2 separate regions of the Homo sapiens genome follow, and region 2 is linked to region 1. A link is a loop called in an ENCODE intact Hi-C map of the cell type or tissue named here. Cell type or tissue: endothelial cell of umbilical vein. All regions are shown on one strand. Each heading gives the region's core, and the rest is flanking DNA. Links, peaks and the distances in the headings are about the cores only. Region 1 holds the start of FRS2 (fibroblast growth factor receptor substrate 2). Region 2 overlaps YEATS4 (YEATS domain containing 4).

Region 1 (9,219 bases), core at 653-8,652:
AATGAGCCTGGTGAGAGATTGCTTGTAATTTTTGCAAGAGATGCATACAATCCTCTGTCATCTTCTACCTCCAGGAGACACTGGTAAATGAAGTCAAACAACTTTTTCTTTGGCACTCTTCTTTATGAATCAGGAGATAATTGGGAAAGACTTCACCGTCCAGAATCACACAGCAACACTTGCCTAAACATACAATGCCTTAATAACTTGCCTTTTTACTGTTTTTCTTTAAAAAGCTGAAAGTGCTTACACTTTCATTTCCTCATTTGTTCTGACATTCCAGTGTGGGTGGGGCAGATTTATGATAACATTATTTATAGATGGAGAAATCGAAATAGAGATTAAATCGCTTAATCAATGTTGCATAGCTGGGGCAGTGGAGCCCACAGTGGAATTTGGTTCTCCAGGCTCCAGCCACGAAGTGGAAAGAACATGAGTTTTGGAATTAGAGGGATCTTTGCACAATCCTGATTCTGCCCCTTAACAAGAATGTGGCCTTAAGTCAATTACTTCACCTAAGTCTCAGTTATCCTCATCTCTAAAATTAAGACCATAAAACCTCATAGCAATGTAGTGAAGATTAATTTAGAAAACGCGTGTAAAGCCTTGGCATAGAGTAATTCCCAAATAATATTAGTTCCACCCCCAACCCAGTATTATCTGGTTACATTTCAGTACAAATTTAAAGTAATCAAAATGAATCCTCCATTATAGTAATTTTTTTTCTAGCCTCATCTTCTTTCACTGAGAGCAAAACATGAATAAAAATCCTTCAATAGGTCATTTAATTCAACGGCAAGAACTTTTGCTCCGGTAAGAGTTATCCCTGTTGGAAAAAATTAGAAAAAAAGAGGAATATGTGGAAGACAAGATATTAGTTCTTAATATCTTATGCAGTGGTTCTTAAACTTGACAGTATATCAGAATCTCCTGGAGGGCCTGTTAAAACACAGATTGCTGGGTCCCACCCCAGAGCTTCTGATTCATAAGATCTGGGGCGGGACCCAGTAATGTGCATCTGTAACAAGTTCACAGATGATGTTGAGAGGCTTAGTCCAGGGACTTCTAGGGGTGGGGCCCAGCAATCTGTTTTAACAAGCCCTTTAGGTGGTTCTGATGCACTCTCAAATTTGAGAACCACTGGGATAGTGGTGAAAAGCATCTGAGAATATGGTCTGCAAATTCAAACCCAGGCGGCTCCATTTACCAGTTAGATGACCAGATTAAATGACTAACCTCTAGCACCTCTGCATCCCACACAGAGCCTGATAATATCTGTGATTCAGGATTCCTCTCACTATCCCTTTAGGCCTTGAGTAAAAAGAGATGTCGGTGAGTCCTGCCAACCCACGCTGTTTTTTACTTCTTCACACTCTGAGGCACAAAAGGCTGCTTGAATTTGAGTATTACGGAAGTATTTGCCAACACTTCTGCGATCACAAAAATAAAGTAAGAAAGCCCTGTAAATAAAGCCAAGAGCAGTGGCATTGTTTGCATCTTAAATTTGTAATAATGGGTTTTCAACTTTTTTCCTTTCCCCTGCCTTTCATAGTAGAAACATTTAAAAATCTTCCCCGCCACCCCCCCCCCCCCCAGTTTCAAGAGATGTTAGTACATTTGTTTTGCAGATAGTATGCATTGCTAAGAGGCTTTTTTTTCTTTCCCTGCATCCCAGATACAGAATCTGCCTCAGATATCTGGTGCCTTTCTGATTTTGTGGCTGAGGAATCCCACGCCCTCCTCCTTTCCATCCCTTTTCCCTGTCTGGTATGTAACTCTGTGGGTCCTCATATTATCACTGCATGGAGCTTCACAAGCACCTGTATTTTTCCAGTTGTAAAAACCCCTACTCTTTCTTTTTTTTTTTTTTTTTTTTTTTGAGACGGAGTCTCGCTCTGTCGCCCAGGCCGGACTGCGGACTGCAGTGGCGCAATCTCGGCTCACTGCAAGCTCCGCTTCCCGGGTTCACGCCATTCTCCTGCCTCAGCCTCCCGAGTAGCTGGGACTACAGGCGCCCGCCACCGCGCCCGGCTAATTTTTTGTATTTTTAGTAGAGACGGGGTTTCACCTTGTTAGCCAGGATGGTCTCGATCTCCTGACCTCATGATCCACCCGCCTCGGCCTCCCAAAGTGCTGGGATTACAGGCGTGAGCCACCGCGCCCGGCCAACCCCTACTCTTTCTTATTTCCTTAACTAATCTTTTCTATTGCCTATTGCTGATGAGGTATAAGAATCGTTAACTTTTATCCAATGCCAGACATTCTGAAATGTTTATCATGCATTATCATTTTGGATTCCTACAATGCAGAGATGATTTTATAACTTGCCAGGGTGAAAAAATAAAAGTAAATAAAAGGAGACAAGCAAAAAGATTCCAGATCCCCACCCCAACCCCCCCAACCCCCCAACCCCAGCTCTCGCCTCTGTTGAAGTCACCAGTGATGACAGAATATAGGAATATAGTTTGAGCCCTGTTTTTAAATAATTTCAAAATCTTGGTATAGGTAGATGAGATTTATACACACGTGAATTAAAATCAACCAACATTTGTGAGATTGGGTTTGGTATCTTTGACCGTTTTTCTCCCCTGCAAGACGTAGATAATAGCACCAACCCCAAGGAGTTTGGGGATGATTAAATAAGTTAATGCACCCGAAGGGACTTAATACAGTGCCTACCACGTAGTAAGCGTTCAATAAATGTTAACTATTATCATTATTTTTTAAAGGAGGCAGATTGGAGCGTAGAGTACACTGAAGGGAGTCGGGAGGCCGGGTGTAGGCACTGGATTCTTGCACCTAATTCTCCGAGCCTCGGTTTCCTTATTTGTAAAATTAGCTGGCTGGAGTAAAACAACTCAAACAGCAGTTAAAGCAAAGGGTGCAGCAGTAGCCGGGGAATCGAGGAGGCGCGGGGCGGAAAGGGTTAGTTAGGAGCCCAGAGGCTGATCTGTGGGCGCCCGGCGAGAGAGGCCCCGCCCCGCCCTGGAGGCCCTGGCAGCTCCGGGCTGAGAGCAGTTCCGGTGCCAAAACCCTTCCCTCCCCCGCTCCCCCGGAAGTGCTTTTCCAAGATTCGGGCCGGAGAGAGGCCTTGTAGGCACAGCGGCTGAGACTCGATCTGCTCCAAGTAGGGGCTCCAGCGCGGGTCGGAGTCTGGGGGTTCGCGCCCGCCGACCCGCGCCCTGCTCCCTCTCAGCACCTGGGCGGACGGTGAGTGGCTAGGGAAACGGACTGGGACGGCCGCGGGCCCGCGTCGGAGCTGGCGTTCTCGTGCCCCCGCTGCCCGCTTCGGGATCCGGGCTGAGGGCTCGGCTGCCGGCGTCCGGGGAAGGGGATTGTCGACCGCCGCGGACTTCTCCGGGCCAGCGGGACGGGAAGAGCTGGCTGTGGGTCCATGGGGTGGGCGGGGCGGAGCCAGGGAGGGGGTTCCCAGAGCTGTTGTTGCTGTTGGGACTCGAGAGTGGGGATGGGCTGGGCCTCTGTTCGTCCGTCCGACCCCCCTCATGTGTGCTGCCCCAAACCTCGCCGCTCCCTAGTTTGGTATTCTGTGTCCGGCCTGGGGTAGTAGCTGGACACCAGACTCAATCTTGGGCTCCAGTTCCCGACTTTTCGCCTCCTCTGGGTCTGTCCTGGGGTCAGTAATTAACCCGGGTCCCAGGGGTGTCGTCTTTTCCCTCCAGGGTGGGGCGCTGCCTGTACATGCCAGGGATCTTTTGCAGGGCTTTTCATCCAGATTTGCTTCAGGGTTGTCCGGGATCGATTTGGACTGGGCTCGGAACCGGTCCTGGATACGTAGGTCGCTGTGGCACCAGCATGCTCTGTATCATCTTTACTCACTTGAAAGCTTGCTGAAGCTGTTGTTGAAGTAAACTTAAAGAAAAAACTTGCTTAAGGAAAATCAGTAGTTTAGACACCCCCTCCCCCGCCTTTTTTTGCAGACATACTAAAAAAAAAAAGATGCTTTTCTCTAATCTACACTCTTAATTCTTTTGGCTATCTGATGTCACAGTTGTATGATGAGTTCATTCAGAGGCTGTACGAATTGATTTTAAAGAGTTGGACAGTTATATCCTTTCTCCCAAAGTTTGTTTACCTTCATATTTGGAACTGTCATTTTTCTTAAGGAAAAATTGTTCTTGGATTTTCTTGAGAGATTCCTTACACTGTTAAAATTGTTGCTGCAATGCAGAGTTTCACACAGGTGGGCAGAGATGTTTTGTTTAAACTTATTCCATGAAGTGTTTACTTCGGATAAACTGAGGATTTCCTAGGGGAGAAAGTGATGTAGGTAGGTTTAGTGAACAGATTTTAGGTAGTAAACTTTACTGCTGAAAGGTTTGTAGGAAATATGGGTTTTCCACAATAAATGGTGATTTAAAAACTTTTTATAAGGGAATGCAGTTACTGCAGATTATTGCTATTAGCAGATGGCCACTGTTTTTGCAGCGTAAAGTATTCACAAATCACCTTCTTGAAACCAGTGACGCTATCTGCAACTCTCATCTTGTGTGTAGATTAGGGTTTATTCTGTAGTTTTTTGGGTACTTATGTCATTCTCTTTCCTCCCACCCCTGAAAGGGGAGGTGGTATCATGAATCAGGAAAAATAGACTGAAGTGACAAGTTCAGTGAGCTTTTCCTATGCAAAGGAAAATTTATTTCAAGGTTGTTGATTTTGAACAGGCAAAGGGTAGATGATTTTTAAAGTCCTTGGAAAAAATTGTGGAGAGATTAGCTGCACAACTTTTCTTTTTCCTCTTCCTTTCTTTTCTTTTTTCTTTCTTTTCGAGACAGCCTCATTCTGCTGCCCAGGCTGCAGCACAGTGGCCCCATCATAGCTCACTGCAGCCTCCAACTCCTGGACTCAAGCAGTCCTTCTGTCTCAGACTCCTGAGTGGCTAGGACTATAGGCACCAACCACCACACCTGGCTAATTTTTTTTTTTTTTTTTTTTGTAGAGCCGAGGTTTCACTATGTTGCCCAGGCTGGTCTTGAACTCCTGGGCTCAAGTGATCCTCCCATCTCGGCCTTCCAAAGTGCTGGGATTACAGTTGTGAGCCACCATCCCCAGCATATTTGCACAACTTTTAAATTTAGATAGAAACTGTAGCTTCTTCCACATGTGAAGTACTTAATTATTTAGAGCATAAGATTGGAATATTGGAATTGAGAGAATCTGGAAAAATAGTTAAGTTAGATGTAGTTACAGATTTGCAGGTATGACAATGTATTTTTAAGGGAAATACTTCAAGAGTTTTAAGAGCAGAGAAAGGTGATTGGGGAAAATCAGATACTGATTGTATTTTTATATTATACAAGTCAATTCAACAAACACTGAGCATTTGCTATGCATGTTATGCTATGTTATGCATAGCATGCTATTTGCTATGCTATGTTAGGTAACTATGTAAGGAGCAAATAAAGGTATAGCCATAACAGTTGAGTTTCATGTTTTGGTAATAATTTCTGAAATCATGAAGAGTTGAGTTGTATTCTTTAGGCATACTAACAATTTTTTTTGTAATTGGGACTTAACATTGGCGATGGGTGTTGAGTGCTTCATGAAAAGCGCTATACTAGGCATTTTAGGATATAAAGATTAAACTTTTGGTTTTTAGGAATTTGAAATCTAGAAGGGGATATAAGATTTGTGTAAACATTTACAACATAAACATTTGTAAATACTTATGGGTGGTTTGAGGTAAAGTTTGGAGTAAATTATACAAAAGAAGAAAGGGTTCATTTTTAGCTTAAGTAATGGAAATTTGTGGAGATAGCTCAGAAGCTACTGTTTATTGAGCATTTACTGAACAGACTTAATGCTAGTTGCTGTTTACAGCATTTTCTTAGCTTCACAGCAATATGTAAGTACCTTAATAATGAGGACAGTGAGGCTCAAATATGTTAAGTTACTTGCCTGGGCTATGTGGCTAGCATGTAACAGCCCCAATTTGAATCCAAATCTGTCTGGTGCCAAAGCCTGTGTGTTTCTACTGCATCATGTTGCTCCCCAATAAACTGGTAACCTGAGTTTAATGTTACAGAGAATAAGACTTTTCTAAGACAAAGATTTATGGATTGGGAGTAGGTGGGTGAAGAAGGCCTTTCAAATAAAGAGAATGATGTGAGCAGAAGTGTGGAGGTGGGAAAGTTCATTGTGTACTTGGAGAAAAGTTAGTGGACCAGATTACCTGGAATATACTGTTCATTTTTGGGAATTAGAGATGAGGTTTGAATTTTAAGTGGGGGCAGGATTGTGGAGCATGTTTAAGTGCTGCTTTTAGAAGTTTGACATTTGGGGAAAAAAAGTTCGACGTTTGGGAGGTAATGAGAAGTTACCAAGGTCTAATAGAGTAGTGTGCAGAATGATTTGATGTGGAAAGCTGACTTTCAATGTAGTATAAATACTGGGCAAGGGCAGTGGTAATGGAATTAGAGTGAAGGCTCTGCAGGACCTCAATGTCGTAGGTGGGTGGCGAGGAGGAGGGGTTTTTGGAGCAGGTTTGGAGGAGATGGAAGGTGAAGATTACACTTTTGTTTTTGAGACAGAGTCTAGCTTTGTTGCCAGGCTGGAGTGCGGTGGCGTGATCTTGGCTCACTGCAACCTCCGCCTCCTGGGTTCAAGTGATTGTCCTGCTTCATCTTCCCGAATAGCTGGGACTACAGGTGCTCACCACCACGCCCAGCTAACTTTTGTATTTTTAGTAGAGACGGGGTTTCACCATGTTGACCAGGATGGTCTCGATCTCTTGACCTCGTGATCCGCCTGCCTCAGCCTCCCAAAGTGCTGGGATTACAGGTGTGAGCCACTGCGCCCAGCTGAAGATTACACTTTTTAAGTGTCGGAGATGTTGACGGTGGTACTCTTACTAGAAATACGGGCAAGGAGGTACGTAATGAGATCAGTTTTGGATTTGTTGACTTTTTTGTATACTTGCCAAACGCTGGAAATGTCCAAAGGCTTTTGGAAATGTGGATTTGTGGTTAAGGGGAGAGGTCAGGACTAGGCATATATTAAACATGGGTTTAGTGAATAATACAAATAGGTGTACTGGTTGAATCTGTGTAAGAAGATGAAAGTGCCAAGGGAGAATGTAGAGGGGAAAGAAAAAAAAAACTTCTGTTTTAAATGGCATCTGTTTAAAACAGAAGGAAATATGCTAAGTGATTTATTTTATGCAGTGGGTAAAGAATTTGATAGTATGTCCACTGCTTCTTCACACTGTAGGTTCACACGGAGTAGAAAGAATCTGATCATTAAAAATCCAATTGGGAAATACAGTTTTCTTGCCCTGGGTAGCAAGAATACTATGCTATCTTTACCCTGTTTCAGGGAGGACAAACTACTTCAGACTCATTTCATCCAGAGTGTCAGATTTGGTTACTTAAAAGCTATGTTAGCTTGTTTCTTTTGGACATTTGTTTGGCAAGTGGTATGTGAGGAGTTGGAAGCAAATCTCTGATACAGTATTTCACTTATTTATGTGTATGACATCGATTTTGGTTTCAAAATCAAGAACCTCTGAATATTCAAAGATAATATTTACATCTCATTAAGGCTGTTAATATTGCTTTTTATAGAAAATGGCATTTGATTACATATTTTTCTTCCAACTCTATTTTATAAGTTCTTTTGATTAACATGATTAGTTTTGGCTTATAATGTTTGGATTATATTAGAGGGATAGAATAAGATACTTTTATCCATTATATGATAACACATATGAAAGTTACATATTTTATTTTGGAAACTGTTTAAGAACTGTAAATTTATAGAATTTTGTGTGGTTTTCTGTTTAGGTATTTAAATAGGGGGAACTTGAGTATTAATGTGTAAAAGATTATAATAGTTTGCAGAATGAGGCTTAGAGTTGTAACTTTTTGAGGGCAAGTTTATTATTTTTAGACTGAGTTACCATGGAAGTGTTTATTTCCTTCTTGAGAATTAATACATTCCTTTTGTTTTTCAGGAATATGTTTTCCACTATATCACAGGCACTTGGGAATGTCGAAAGAGTCCTGTGTCAGTGTTGTTGGAGGCAGGGGGTTTTGTGTGTGCTTTGTCTGGGCTGTTTGGCTTAGTTTCAGTAAGCCTGGTATTAATGAGGCAAAGGTCAGGAGTTCCATTTAGCTTCAGTCTAAATGATGGCCAGGGAGTACACCCCTCACTCCCTCCAGCTGTCTTGGAAATTCCTTGGTTGTCATTGGTCACAAAGGTGACTAGATGAGGGTGGATTGTTATACCACTGGAAGAATATTAGAGGAAACTTAGGATAATGGCTGGGACCTCTGACTCTAGAATTAGATAGACCCGTGTCAAAATCCTTGGTATTCAACCTTGGGAGAGTCCCTAAACTTCTCTAAGCTTACATTTCCTCATTATTGAATAGGTTAATATTTGGTTTGGGCATTACGTATCATCACTTTCCTTTTCTCAGTGGGAGCTAGCCACTTAAGCTTGTGGCTCCCGAAGTGCTGGACTGTGGAGTAGTGTCAGTTCATGACAGAGTTTTCCTTTGAGTGAAAGGAGAATGTAGTTGGCTTCTTTAAAGCTAAATCTATTGATATGTTTTTCTAAAATTATCTTTTGCCATTTTCGATGGGCGCTTAGTTCTTTTATGAAATAGTGGTGATGGGTAATCGGTAGTTTTTGTTTTTGTTTTTTAAATGTCCTTGGCAGAATAAAAGTTGGCAGCCCTATGCTGGTCACCCTCTCCTTCCTCGTGCCCCTTTTTAAAGATTATGGTTCTGTGAAATCCGAAAATCTTGGCTTAAACAGAATCTGAGGGATTGGAGGAGACTATTCATCCACATATTTATGCATATTAAAGAAGGTTTGGGGTACATTCTGCCCTTGTGTTAGCCTACAGAGGACGTATTGTGATTCTCGCCACCATTGAATTTAATTTTGTCAAGATTCACAGTCAATACTTATAACATATTTCAAGGAGCAGTTCAGACTGTTTTCAGTTGAGTTCACACAAGTAGCTCTAAATTACTTGTTTAAGACTGTGTTTCTCAACCAGAGCCTCTGGAGAAAACTGTTGAACTGTGGGCGCTGCCTGGGGGTGCTGCTTTAAGTTATTACTCTGTTGATTAGCCAACAAGATAAATAACTCGCCTTTGACATAGTGAAGCAGCAGAAATTGGCTTTCCATTTCACTTCTTCTGCAGGAAAGATAGAGCAAGAAAAGCCTTTTTATTAATACAGCAAGTAAAC
Region 2 (9,146 bases), core at 1-8,000, 84 kb before region 1:
TTCTTTCTCTCATACCATGAAATGTGCCCATTCATGGCAGAAAATTCTCTTTTAAAATTCAAGTGCTCACATTTTTCTGTTTTTGACAAAACTATCATTTATTTATGTATAACAAGTAGTTATAAATAATATGTTTTGTGAAAAGGCTATAAATCTGTTTCAATGTGTTAAATCTTACGTATGGAGCTGTATAACCTTGGGAAGTTTTTATCAATAAATTAAGTTTTCTGTGTGATCTTTAGTTCATTTTCTTAACAGTACCAAATCAATAAGGAAGAAAAGTCTAATTCCATAAATGGTGTTGGCATAATTGGTAAGCTTTTGGGAAGAAAACTTAATTTTGATCATCACTTCATAGTACTTACCAAAACAAATTCCAGTTTAGTTAAAGATATTTAAATGTTTTTTTGAAAATCAGCCAGCCTGTTTTTTGAAAAATTAGATTACTGGCTATCCTGGCTAGGAAGGACTTTCCAAATTTAAAGTGTTAGGAAAAATCACATTAAAATAAGGATAGACTTTATTAAGTATATTTAATTTCTGCATTTCCAAAAGGCAAAGAAGAAAAGTTTGCAGAAAATATGGCAAAGAATTAATGTTTTTTTAAATGCTAAAATTGATAAATAGAAAAACCTGTTAAACCTCAGTAGATAAATGGGCAGAAGGTATGGACAGACAGATAGAATAAGAGATCACCAGTAAATAAAATGATAAAATATCTGGCCCTGCTAATAATTTTAAAAATGCAAACCAAACAGTAGTGAATGACTATATTTGTCCTATTAAATTAGCAAAAGCATTTTTTTTTCCCCTAGAGACAGGTTCTCGCTCTGTCACTCAGGCTGGGTTGCAGTGTCATGATCGTAGCTCACTGTAGCCTCAAACTTGGGGGCTCACATGATCCTCCTGCCTTGGCCCCCTAACAGTAGCTAGGACTACAGGTATGTGCCACCATGTCTGGCTAATTTTTTTTTTTTTTGTAGGGGCAGGTTTCTCCACCTCAGACTCCTAAAGTACTGGTATTACAGGCATGAATCACCATGCCAGCCAGGAATTTTAAATAGTTGTACCGATTAAGAGTAAACTTTGCACTCTCATGAATTGTTTTGTGAGTATAAATTTAGCTCTTTAGGAAAGCTATCTGGGAATATTAATCAAAGGTCTAAAAAATATGTATAGTTTTAATAATCTGAGGGCATATGATAGTCAATATTTAGTAATAATAAAATGCCAGACTTATTCAGTGCTTACTATTTGTATTCTTCTGAGTCTGTACATGTATAAACTCACTTAATTCTATAACAGCTTTATTAGGTAATATTTAGAAAAGGAAACCGAGGTATAAGGAGGTTAAGAAACTTGCCCAGGGTCACACAGCTAGTTAGTAGTAGAATCAGAACTTGATCCCTGGCAGTCCTCAGAACTTAGGCTCCAAAAATTTAATAGTATTTTTATAGAGAGAATATTTATTATGGAGTATATTGGAAGTTTAAGCACTAATGATCTAGCTTTTTAGTTGCTTCTTCAAGAAATAGTAAAAATGATAGTGAACACTTAGTGAGAGCTTACTATGTACCTGACAAGCACTTTCCATTTCTTAACTTATTTAATACTCTAAAATAACCCTAGGAGGAAGATACTATGATTAGCACCATTTTGTAGGTAAAAGCTCTAGAAAGATTTGATAACTTGCCCAAAATTACCCAGTAGAGCCTGCATTTTAAACCCAAAATCTGTCCACTTAACTAATAAGTTGTAAAAAGCCTGATAGTCTGTCTCCTAACCAGTATGCTGAACTGACTTTATAAAAGTAGTAATTCTTTGGATTTGTTTTCTCGAAATTGAGCTTCATTGGGAAATTAAAAACAGAAACTTTTCTTTTTTTGTATAAGCATTTAACACATAGGAAGCAGAACACTGGAACAAGCTAAAAGAAGTTTTAAAATGTTTTCCCCCAGGATCTCATTGCTAATTAACTCATGTCTTCTTCCAAACATCTAGTGCCCTTCGCAGTCTTACAAGTTGTCAAAAATAAAAGTATCATGAATCAAACAACAAATCTATGTTATATCTACAGTGAATGCTGTCCTTCTGACAATTGAGTTAATCAGGTCTCCCTGGCTAGTTTTAAAACTACCGCTTACAGCTATACAGGACTCCTTGTCTTTATGCTGCTTCCTGGGCCTGTATGCCCACTTCATTTACCTAACTCCTTTCTCATTGTTTAAAATTCAGTTTAGATGTTACTACTACCAAGAAGCCCTCCTTCATAAAACTCACCCTTTCTACTTGATTTGAATCCAGTCTACTCTTGTCGTTCCCTATGATTACCTCATAACATTAGTGCATTTTTTTCTTACCTGTTTCCTGCCTCTGTACCCCAGCATCTAACAAAGCGCATATCATTCAGTGTGTTTTTTAAATTGATGTGGGGAGAGAGGGTATAGGGGAATACAAATTTCTGCATAGTAAAAAGCACTGGGAACAAAGTCTAAAGACTGACAGGCCATAGAAAAATGTACTCATGTCACAAATGACTAGTTTCTTAACATACAGTAGTCCCCCTTTATCTGGAGAGGACACATTCCAAGAACCCCAGTGGATGCCTAAAACTACAGATAGTACCAAGCCCTATATACTGTTTTTTCCTATACATATATACCTATGATAAAGTTTAATTTATAAATTAGGCACAATAAAAGATTAACAACACTAATTAATAAAATAGAACATTATAACAATGAACTCTAATAAAAGTTATGTAAATGTGTGCTCTTTCCCCACCCCACCCCCCAAAAAAATCTTATTCTACTTTTTACTCACCTATTTTCAGACCGCTATTGACAGTGGCTAACTGTAAGCATGGAAAATGAAACCATGGATGAGGGGGGACTACTGTATAAAGCTGTATATAGCTCTTACAAATCAATAAGAAAGGCCAATAACCCAATAGGAAAATGAGCAAAAGGAAAACAGATCATTTGTAGAAAGGGAGAAATGTCTCAAACATTATAAAAAAGATGAGTCAGCCCCAATAGTAATAAGATGAATGCGAATTACAGAAATACTGTTTTTAACCTTTCAGGTTAGGTAAGACCAAAAAGTTGATGCAGTAGGGAAACAGACACAATGCTAATGGGATTATAAATTGGTAGATCCTTTTGAGTTGCTTGATGTTCTTCCAGAATTACAAGTACATATATATTCTATAACAGTTCCATTTCCAGGAATTTATCCTACAAATATACTAAAATGATTATTTACAGCATACACATTATTGCATTGTTTGTAAAAGAAAAAAATGGAGATACTCTGAGTGTACATCAATAGGGGGCAGACTAAATGAATTTTATTTATCCATTCAATTAGGTCCTCTGTAGTCATTAAAAAGAATGAGACAGCTCTGTGTTATAGGGTGAGCTTCCAGATATAATGTTAAGTGAAACAGCAAGGTGCAAAACAATGTGTATAGAATGATACCACTTGTGTTGGGAAGAAGAAGAAACTGCACTTGGGTATATGCTTTGTATATCAGCAGACTATTTCTGGGAAGATATCAGAGAACACAACAGTGATTATCTCTGGGAAGAAGCACTGATTGGTCATGGCAGGCTGGGGAACAAGTGTAGTAGAAGGGCATATTTTTTCACTGTCTACTCTTTAATCTTTTAATTTGTAATCTTGTGTGTACTACCTATGTATAAAAATAATTTGTAAAAGAATGAAAAGAATTACAAAGTAAAATATGAATTGTTTTGACAATCACAAAAAGCAAGTCACCAGCAATGAGCAAAATAAGGAAAGAACTCATTAATATTCATTGAATTTTTTTATTTTTTTTATTTTTATTTTTTTTTTTTGAGGCAGAGTCTCGCGCTGTCGCCCAGGCTGGATGGAGTGCAGGGCGCGATCTCGGCTCACTGCAAGCTCCGCCTCCTGCGTTCACGCCATTCTCCCGCCTCAGCCTCACGCGTAGCTGGGACTACAAGTGCTCGCCACCATGCCCAGCTAATTTTTTGTATTTTTAGTAGAGACAGGGTTTTACCGTGTATTGCATGTTTTTTATGTGCTAGATGCTTTACATATAATTACTTCATGTAATCTTCGTAAATCCTCTGAGAAATACCTAGTTTTAGCTGTATCGTACAAAGAGATTGATGGAGCCTTAGAAATGTTAGCATTCGGCTAATAAGGAAGCAAGGGTTTATTTGAAATCAGATCTTTTCTGTTTCCATAGTTGGGTTTTTTTCCCACCAAACCATCTGGCTTCCAATTAGTGACCATCTTTTATTAGTGAAAGTAAGTATAAGTGTACTTTAATAGTGAGCAGCAGTTACCAAAAATGTCCACAAGATGGAAATGTTAGACACAAGCAGATATTTTTCTTTGTAAAACATCATGCTACATATCCAAGTGGCATATTTAAATAGATGTGTCCTGTTTTGCAGTAACATTTCTTTAGTACTTTGTTATAGATAGATAGTTTCAGATATCACTTAATGTTTCTCTTTTCTCATAACAATAGTTGATAGGGCTTTTTCTGTACCAGGCAGTATTCTGGGTACTTTACATAAATTAATTCATTAAGTCTTCTCAACAGGCTGGGTGTGGTGGCTCACACCTGTAATCCCAGCTGCTTGGGAAGCTGAGGTGGGATAATCACTTGAACCCGGGAGTGAGAGTTTGCAGTGAGCCAAGATCACACCACTGCACTCCAGCCTGGGTGACAGAGTAAGATCCTGTCTCAAAAGTTTTCTCAACAAATAATATTATGAAGTATTTGCCATTATCATTTCTGTTTCATAAGTGAGGAACATAGGTGAAATAGCTTACAGTGTCACAGCTAGTAAGTGGCAGAGCTGGGATTCAAATTTTAGCAGTTATTGCCACCTATTTGAAAAAAAGATATTGGCTTGTATTGATAGTGTGATTTTGTTTATAAGTTTCACCTGGGCCGGGCCTGGTGGCTTATGCCTGTAATCCCCGCACTTTGGGAGGCTAAGGAGGGCGGATTGCCTGAGCTCAGGAGTTCGCAGTCAGCCTGGGCAACACGGTGAAACCCCGTCTCTACTAAAATACAAAAAATTAGCCGGGCATGGCAGCATGCACCTGTAGTCCCAACTACTCAGGAGGTTGAGGCAGGAGAATTGCTTGAACCTGGGAGGCATAGGTTGCAGTGAGCTGAGATCATGCCACTGCTCTCCAGCCTGGGCGACAAGAGCGAGACTCCATCTCAAAAAAAAAAAAAAAAAGTTTCACCTGTATATAAATTTAAGAATACTTGTAGTTAACGCTTCCCCCCCACCCCCACCCATTAAGACAGAGTCTCACTCTGTCGACCAGGCTGGAGTGCACTAGCGTCATCTCAGCTCACTGCAACCTCTGCCTCCCAAGTTCAAGTGATTCTCATGCCTCAGCCACCAGAGTAGCTGGGATTACAGGTGTGCACCACCACGCCCTGCTAATTTTGTATTTTTGATAGAGACGAGGTTTTGCTATGTTGGCCAGGTTGGTCTCGAACTCCTGACCTCAAGTGATCCACCTGCCTTAGCCTCCCAAAGTGCTGGGATTACAGACATAAGCCACTGCGCCCAGTCACCTCTCATTAGCTGATGTATCTTGGGTTTGTGTGCCCCCTTATTTCAATCTTAATATGTGTATGGAAAAAAGGACATTATGTCTTAAAATTTTAACTGTGAGTTGGTGACCAGAATTTTATTTTTAGTTGTAGGAAACATCTTAGATCCTCTCTTGGGAATTCAGACATTCTTCCCCTCCCCCAACCTGCACCCATGTTTAATGTTGTAATTCTTAAGTTATCCACATTTCATCATGGAAACATTGTCGTCAGGAAATGCCATATTTATTACCCTGTCATATATCTTAAACATGTGAGAAAAATACTTTAGTAAAAGTATTTGTTTTCTTTAGTTGCAGAGCTTGAAGTGAAAACCAGAGAAAAATTAGAAGCTGCTAAGAAAAAAACAAGCTTTGAGATTGCAGAGCTTAAGGAGAGATTAAAAGCAAGTCGTGAAACTATAAATTGTTTAAAAAATGAAATCAGAAAACTTGAAGAAGATGACCAAGCAAAAGACATATAAACAGTTCTCATGAGAACTTGGTAGTAAGCTAAACTGAAAATAAGGTGGGCTTCACTGGAGAAATGGACTTACTGCAAATGCTGTGATGTTTCTTAGAGGAACTTCATATACAGCTGTTGACCATGAATTTCTTAGCAATAGGAATTTGTACTATTTAAGCAATCTTTAATGGAAAATATGTGTGTAAGAATGGATGCTATATAGGTATTTTACCAACCCATTTTAAGAAAATTCTATGATATTAAGCACAGTTTTTAAAAATGTTTATTGTAGTATATGTATAGCTTATTACCCTTTTGACAGGCATCAAAATTTCATTATAAAGTATTACTTGTACAAATTTTGTACTTCTTTAGTGGCTAGAATTAGTGAAGAAACTTAATGTGTATATTTAATTTCTTCAAGTTCTTACCTGCCCCCATCCTTTTTTGTATATGATGTGTCCAGTAAGTATTCAATAAATGTAGTTTACAGATCCTATTTCTCCCTCCTGATGTGTTTCTTCCTCTTTGAAGACTTTCTGGAACTCCCTCAATACAGTTAAAGTATCTTTATAGTATTGTGACATCACATCTCTTATTGGCACTCATTGTCGCATGTAGAAGCTCTTTGATGGTAAAGATTATATCTTAAGTTTTGTTCTGCCTATATCATAGTGTCATTATTCTTCACATACAAATATATTAATTCTTAGGGGCCAGGCATGGCGGCTTACGCCTGTAATACCAGCACTTTGGGAGTCCAAGGCAGGTGGATCACCTGAAGTCAGGAGTTCAAGACTGGCCTGGCCAACATGGTAAAACCCCATCTCTACTAAAAATACAAAAATTAGCCAGGCATGGTGGCACATGCCTGTAATCCCAGCTACTTGGGAAGCTGAGGCAGGAGAATTGCTTGAACCCAGGAGGCAGAGGTTGCAATGAGCTGAGATCACGCCACTGCACTCCAGCCTGGGCGGCAGAATGAGACTTCATCTCAAAAAAAAAAAAAAAATTAAATCTTTCATAGAGACATATGGGAAGCAGCTGCAGCTGTGCATTAGCTTCATGCACTACTCCTACCCTCTCCTCTTTAGCCTCTTCTGTTCAAATCCACACAGCAAGTCCTCTACTTTTAGACTCATCTACTTTTAACATTCATTAATACCTAATCTTTAAAGGTATGTTGGCTGAACCATCTTGGCAACCTAGGAACAAAAATACTTTTTTATCTGTCTGCCCTGATGGATTGGTTACTTTTTACTTTGTGGCTTTATTTTTTAAAGTTGTGACTTTTGCAATTATTATGGAGGATGTACAAAGGCCTCTGTGGTCTGAAATTTCGGCCAGAGCCCTCTGGGGCTTGATGGTGGTACTTTCAATTGTGCCAGGCATCATTCATTTTCTCTGCACCTTTTATCCCCATGCCTACCTGCCAGGCTTATCATGATAAGATTTCCCAAGTATCGCATAGGGCCTGGGGATAGATCAGGAAAATAACATGAGGGAAAAGCCCCATTCTACTTGAGGAGTTGGCACAGGCAATCATTATTCTAGTCAGCTGCCCACGAATGTATTGGTTCAAATGTATTGGTTCATAAAACTAAAGTCCATGTAGGTAGGTCTGACTTCATGCATGCATACAAGGGTTCAAAATATGTGGTCATGGCTCAATCTTACTCTCTATTGGCTCTTATTTCTTTGTTGGCTTTAATCTTGGTAGGATTTCACTGTGACATTGCAAAGAACTCCTGTAACTCAATAAAAATTTTTTTAATGGGCAAAGGATTTGAACAGAGATTTCTCCAAGGAAGGTATCAAAATGGTCAATAAGCATATGAGGAGATGCTCTGCATCATTCATCATTAGGAAAATGTGAAGTGTATCGCATTTCACTTCACATCCACCATTGTGGCTATAATTTTAAACAAAATACCCAAAAAAGTTGATGAGGCTATAGAAAAATTGGAACCCTCATATATTGCTGGTAGGAATGTAAAATGGTTCAGCCACTTTGGAAAACAGCTTGGCAATTCTTCAAAAAGTTAAGCATAATTATCCAATGACACAACAATTCCACTCCTAGATATATACCCAAGAGAAATGAAAACATGTTCACACAAAAACTTGTACATCAATGTTCATAGCATCATGCATGACTGCCAAAAAGGAAACAATTCAAAATGTCCATCAACTAATGAATGCATTTTTTAAATGTGGTATCTCCATATGATAGATTTTCCCATTCTTTTATAAGTGGAAAGAGAATATTTCCCAAGGGATAATTTCTTCATCTAGACAATAAGAAGAATTAAAGAAACTCAGCTAATTAGGCAGCTCACTTCTTGAAAGAAGATCAAAGTATTAGTTTCATTTTTTCTAACCAATGTAGGTGTTTGGTGCTGTTATTCATATTTTACAGATAGGAGATTAAGGAACTATAGCTTGGTGTTGAGTCAACCAGCAGTTACTCAGATGAGTAATCTGCTATGGGCTTTTCTGTCTCATTAATACTTAATTCTCATGTTCAAAGTGTTAGCATTTTTAATTGTCTGTTGCTCATGCCTAAATACTTCTCAAACCTCCTTCCTTTAACTAATTGTAGTAACTTAATACTATATCAAATATGAACATCAGGTAGCATAAATGCAAAACACTGTAGATAAAAATCTTGCTAGCCATTAATAACATGTAAGAAAATTCTAGTATTAATTTTGTTGGATGGAATACTAAAGCATAGATATTTGAAATCTCTAGAAAACATTTCAGGTACCTGTTCCTTAGCATTACCCCTAATGTCTTCAGTTTTGTTTTGTTTTGTTTTTTAATAATAATAGATTTCAAACTCTTGAGATCAAAACCAAAGAAAATGACTGGGCATGGTGGCTCACGCCTGTAGTCCCAACACTTTGTGGGGCTGAGGATCTCTTGAGGGCAGGAGTTTGAAACTAGCCTAGGTCACATAGTGAGACCTGGTCTCTACAAAAAAAACCAAACAAACAAAAGACACAAACAACAGAAAAATTGGCCAGGTGTGGTGGCATCCACCTGTAGTCCTAGCTGCTCA

The links. Peaks named below come from ENCODE experiments on the same cell type or tissue, not always from the same donor. Only the 100,000 strongest peaks of a DNase experiment are listed, where the experiment ranks them.
Region 2: a loop joins it to region 1, with 4 times the contacts of the local background. A loop is called at or near these places in 5 of 110 quality-filtered maps.

What each region holds. Positions count from the first base shown.
Region 1 is chr12:69,467,321-69,476,539 of GRCh38, forward strand. FRS2 (fibroblast growth factor receptor substrate 2) reads left to right here and starts at 3,068. Exons shown (of 9, transcript NM_001278356.2): 1 at 3,068-3,210. RefSeq lists enhancers at 1-68, 2,739-3,240, 3,412-3,461. In endothelial cell of umbilical vein, for the core only: a CTCF peak has its summit at 3,861; DNase peaks (open chromatin) are centred at 3,041, 3,381, 3,691 and 8,031; H3K4me3 peaks cover 1,733 bases; H3K27ac peaks cover 1,340 bases.
Region 2 is chr12:69,384,216-69,393,361 of GRCh38, forward strand. YEATS4 (YEATS domain containing 4) reads left to right here. Exons shown (of 7, transcript NM_006530.4): 7 at 5,932-6,655. The coding sequence ends at 6,101. Among named protein-coding and RNA genes, the nearest start is that of YEATS4, 29 kb to the left of the region's middle. In endothelial cell of umbilical vein, for the core only: a CTCF peak has its summit at 4,326 (motif pointing right); DNase peaks (open chromatin) are centred at 4,356 and 5,846; H3K27ac peaks cover 625 bases.